2 separate regions of the Mus musculus genome follow, and region 2 is linked to region 1. A link is a loop called in an ENCODE intact Hi-C map of the cell type or tissue named here. Cell type or tissue: gastrocnemius. All regions are shown on one strand.

Region 1 (2,500 bases):
TCCTGTACTTTATGGCTAATGTCCACTTATAAGTGAGTATATACCATGTGTCTTTCTGGATCGGGGCAACTTCACTCAGGATGATATTTTCAAGTTCCATCCATTTGCCTGCAAATTTCATGATGTCTTTGTTTTTAGTAGCTGACTAACATTCCATTGTATATATGTACCACATTTTTTTTATCCACTCTTCAGTTGAGGGTCATTTATTGACATTATTAACGATACTCTGCTATACCTACAAACAGGAACCTAGCATAATTGTCTCCTGGGAGGCTTCATCCAGCAGCAGATGGAAACAGATGCAGAGACCCATAGCCAAACATCAGGCAGAGCTCAGGGAGTCTTGTGGAAGAGGTGGGGTAAGGATTAAGGGAGCAGGAGTGGTCAAAGACACCACAAGAAGACCTACATAGTCTACTGACCTGGACCCACGGGGGCTCACAGAGGCTGAAGCACCAACCAAAGGGCATGCAGGGGCTGGACATAGGCCCCCTACACATCCATAGCAGGTATGCAGCTTGGTCTTTATGTGGATCCTCTAACAGCTGGAGTGGGGGCTGTCTCTGGCTCTGTTGCCTGCCATTAGATTCCCTTCCTCTTGGCTGGACTGTCTGGTCCATCCTCAGTGGGAGAGGATGCACTTAGTCCTGCTTTGACTTGATGTGTCCAGGTGGGGTGGTACCAGTGGGGGCCTTCCCTTCTCTGGGAAGGGGAGAGAGTAATGGGAGAAGGGATTTGTAAGGGTGGGACCAGAAAGAGAGGAGGGAGGGGGCTGCAATCGGGATATAAAGTGAATAAATAAATAAATTCATGAAAAAAATAAGTATTTTAAAAATCTTCTGGCCTACTAATTCCACTTCTGGGAATAGACACAAGGGAAATTACAAGATAAAGGTAAAATGTCTATCAGCAGGGATTAGCAACAAGGATATTACAAGAATTTTGCATCTGATGTTCAAAAGCACAGCAACCGATGCTCAACCATCTGAGAGTAAACTGAGGCTCTCAAGGTGGAGTACTACGTAGTCATTAAAAGAGTCCAGGGAGACCTGTAAGCTGAAAGAACTTTTCAGCACATGCCATGTGCCTGTGGAGACTGGGCAGCTGTGGGACCTCTTGGCTTTATTGTATTTCCAGCATTTTGCATTTTTTTTTCCTCCTGGGGAATTCTTTTTAGCTTGGAGTGATGGGCCCCCTGCTGGTAGAGTGTTCTCTTAAAAACCCTCAAAACTTTATGACATGTGAATGCAGTCTCCTCTTAGGGAACAAACTCATGAGATACTAGAGCCCTATCTACCAACCCAAGAGATAGAAGACTGGTTATTTGTTTGACAGTATGCGGGTGCATTTTAAATAAGAGAGCAAGAGGGGGGCTGAAGGGTGTGGTTCAGTTGGTAAAGTGTTCAGCTAGCTTGCACAAAACCCTGAGTTCCATCCCTAGCATGTTATAAACAGAGGTGCTGGCACACATCTGTAAGAACAGCACTTGGGGACTGAAGGCCGGAGGGTCAGAAGTTCAAGGTCACTCTCAGCTGTATATCGAGTTGAGTTTGAGGTCATCCTGGGCCACAATAGGTTGTCAAAGAAAAGGGGGGGGCGCAAAACAGGAAGCAGGAATAGAAGCTGAGGAGGGAAGGGAAAATGGGGGGAGAGGAGGGAAAGAGAAAGGGGAGGAGGGAAGGAGGGAGGAGAACGAGGTTCAAATTCCCTTTCTAGTGGCAAGGGAAAACATTTGGCTCCCAGGAGTGTCAACCCCAAGACCCTGCTCCCTCAAGCTGTCTAGAGACTCATGTAAAATCTGACACAAGGCCTGGTTCTTTGTCTTGCATCTGTCAAGGAGGTGAGAATGTCCTAGCACACTGGCCTTGTCTAGCTGAAGGACAGGAGAGGAAGAAGTGGGGACATCTATGTGCCTGCTGCTCTAGGGGACATTTACTTGGAGCCTGTTCCTACACAACTGTTTTTCCTTTTCGTAGAATCACAAGAACAAAGGCATAAGCGATTTCTTCCCTCTTGCCCTAGACCCTGACCGTGAAATGCTCCCCAGCCCCACTCATTCCTCTCATCTAGAACTAAACTACCAAAACAACAGATACAGGCACTGGGGACACAGTTGCAGTCTTCTGCTGGCCCTGGAAAGACGCCTGGACAGACAGACGACTTTGATCTAGAATTCCAGGGTTTTAGTCCCAGAACACCTGAGCCTTATGTACTGTGAGCATATTCCCTTCTTGTGAAATCGTAGGGCTGGTTGGAAAGAAGTTGCACAGGGCTGTGCTGCCCTGGGCCCCCGTTCTCCCCACTCGCTGCTCAGAATGCCCTCAGACGCCTGTCACAGTGACCCTCAGAAACCTGTCACAGGGAACTGGATAGATGGCTCAATGGTTGAGAGCACTGAATGTTCTTCCCAGAGGTCCTGAGTTCAATTCCCAGCAATCACAGGGTGGCTCACAACCATCTACAATGAGATCTGGCGCCCTCTTCTGGCGTGCAGGCA
Region 2 (2,500 bases), 120 kb before region 1:
AAACTCTGGGGTACAGGGACAGACTCTGTGTAGTCTGAGTGAGAAACATCCCCAGTATTTGAACTCTTGGTCCCCAGGTAATGGTTGAATATGGGGAGGTTTAGGAGGTGTGGTGTTGCTGGAAGTGTATCGCTAGAAATGGGCTTAGATAGTTTAAAACCTGGTGCTACTTCCTGTGTGACCTCTCAGATTCCTGCTCCTACTGTCATGTCATGTCTGCTGCAAGTGGGTGGGGGGGGGGATTGGGGGACTCATTGTTTTCCCACTATGCCGGACTCCTGTCTCTCTGGAACCATAAGCCAAAATAAACTATTCCCTTCTATAAGTTGCTCTGGTCATTGTATTTTTATCACAGCGACAGAAAAATAATGAACACAAGCTCCCCGCCCCATGCTGCCCAAAGCCTGTTCCCAGGGTATGAAGGCAGGTAGCTAGAGTCTGGTCAGTGAGGCGGGTGTGGATTCAGAATTGATCGGTTCGTATTCAAAAAGTATGCTCTTTTGGTTTGTATAATGCCTGCAGGCATTGGCCGGCCCTGGGAGAAGCCATCCCTCCAGAGTCAGTGAATCTGAAAGTTAAAGATAGCCAAAGCATCATTAGTGCAACCTGCCTCAAGTCCAGTGGGAAAGCCACTGTGTGGGACTGTTTATTGGAAGATAATGTGGTGCCTTCAGGCCTGGTCAGAACACAAAGACCTGTCTCTCCTATCTAGCTCCCCTTCCCAGGGGCCTGAAGTTAGGTTGGCAAGAAGAATTGTTTTTATGGACAATGGTATGGCCACTGCAGCCTCAGCAGCAGGCAGAGACATCTAGATGCAAGGTCAGGAACTCCTGTGTTGCTCATTTAGTGGCTTGTCTCCAGCTGCTACAAGCTTAGAGCATTTCGTTCCTTCTCAAAAAGAATAGCTGGCCTCTTGGGAAGACAGCATGGGTTCATGGTGGGGCTTGCAAGAGACCTTATCAGCTCCTTACTCATGGCACAGAAGAAATTCTCTCCTGTGGGCTTTCCACTTAGTTCATGGTTATCCTCAAATCCTGGCAGTGGCCTGGCAGACCATATGCTCTCTCTCTGAGGACTCAAAGCATCAACGTCAAACTGCTGCAGTTTCCTTTTGTCACACAGCCTGGGAGTGCACAGGTGGTGGGAAGAGGACCTCGTCCTGCAGAGTCACTGTAGTCTGGGCATTGCCTCACGCACTCTGTCTCCCAGGCTGCCTCCTTCAGTTCCGGAACATGGTGCCCGACTCTTGGCTTTTTGCCTCTGGTTCCCAGAAGCTCTCAGAGTGTTTCCCTGAGGGGGTATTCAGCCTGTCTCCAGGAGGAAGGCTTTCCCAAAATGAGTGGAAGCAAGGAGAAATGGTGCCTTTCCCACTCAATGACTAGTTGAAAAGAAAAACTAGGGTCTGGGAGATGACTAAGTTGATAGAAGGCTCACTAACTGTATTAGTCAGAGTTCTCTGGAATAACAAATGAATCTCTCTCTCTCTCTCTCTCTCTCTCTCTCTCTCTCTCTTTCTCTCTCTCTCTCTCTCAGAATTGATAGGAATGACTCACAGGCTATGGTCCAGCTAATCCAACCATGGCATGGCAGACTATGAATGGAAGGTCTAAGCATCCAGTAGTTCTTCAATCCATGAGGCTGGATGTCTCAGCTGGTCTTCAGCATGCACAGGGATCCTGAAGGAGTAGGCTCTAATGCCAGTGAGGGAACAGACTTGCTATAGAAGTGAGAGCAAGCAGACAAAGAATAAAAGCTTCCTTCTTCCGTGTCCTTCTATAATCCTAGAGGTGAGTTTTCAGAACCCCAAATGACTCAGATAAAAGGTGTGCCTTCCTACTTCAAAGATCCAGCTTAGAGGTAGATCTTCCCATTCTAAACTAGGCAAAAATATCTCACAAGTGTGCCCCTCCGTTCTGGGGGTTTTAGTTCATCCCAAATGTAATCGAGTTGACCACAGGAAGAACCATCACATCATGCAAGCACAAAGACCTGAGTTCAATCCTCAGGAGCCGTGGGGGGAAGACCATGTCATGGTGGCACTTGTTTGTAATGCCAGCGCTGGAGAGACAGAGACGGGGAGATAGATCCCTGGGGTTCACTGGCCGGTTAGCCTAGCCTACTTGTTGAGCTGCAGGCCAGTGAGAGACCCTATTTCAAGGGAAAGGAAAGGTAGATGATACCTGAGGAGCACAGAACCTAAAGTTGTCCCCCAGGCTTTATACGCATGTCTACAGATACACACATGCACACACATGTACATGTGGACCTGCAAATGCACATAGGGAATCTCTCTCTCTCTCTCTCTCTCTCTCTCTCACACACACACACACACACACACACACACACACACACACACACACAGGAGAAGCTAGAAGTAGAACTCTAAGCAACAGCTAGTACATCTATTAAAACATCCAGGCAGTGAGCTATTAAAAAGGACCACTAGCAAGGTACAAAGAGAAAGGTTTTCTACAATTCTGTTATGTAAAGACCATGATCC

Evidence for each region. Peaks named below come from ENCODE experiments on the same cell type or tissue, not always from the same donor. Only the 100,000 strongest peaks of a DNase experiment are listed, where the experiment ranks them.
Region 2: a loop joins it to region 1, with 2.7 times the contacts of the local background. A loop is called at or near these places in 2 of 42 quality-filtered maps.

The regions. Positions count from the first base shown.
Region 1 is chr13:51,190,638-51,193,137 of GRCm38, reverse strand. No RefSeq gene overlaps it. Among named protein-coding and RNA genes, the nearest start is that of Gm46414, 17 kb to the left of the region's middle. In gastrocnemius, a CTCF peak has its summit at 1,205 (motif pointing left); no DNase peak of the experiment used is centred here.
Region 2 is chr13:51,308,685-51,311,184 of GRCm38, reverse strand. The region is part of intron 2 of Gm46414 (a long non-coding RNA gene); the gene reads right to left. Among named protein-coding and RNA genes, the nearest start is that of S1pr3, 99 kb to the left of the region's middle. In gastrocnemius, no CTCF peak of the experiment used is centred here; a DNase peak (open chromatin) is centred at 1,220.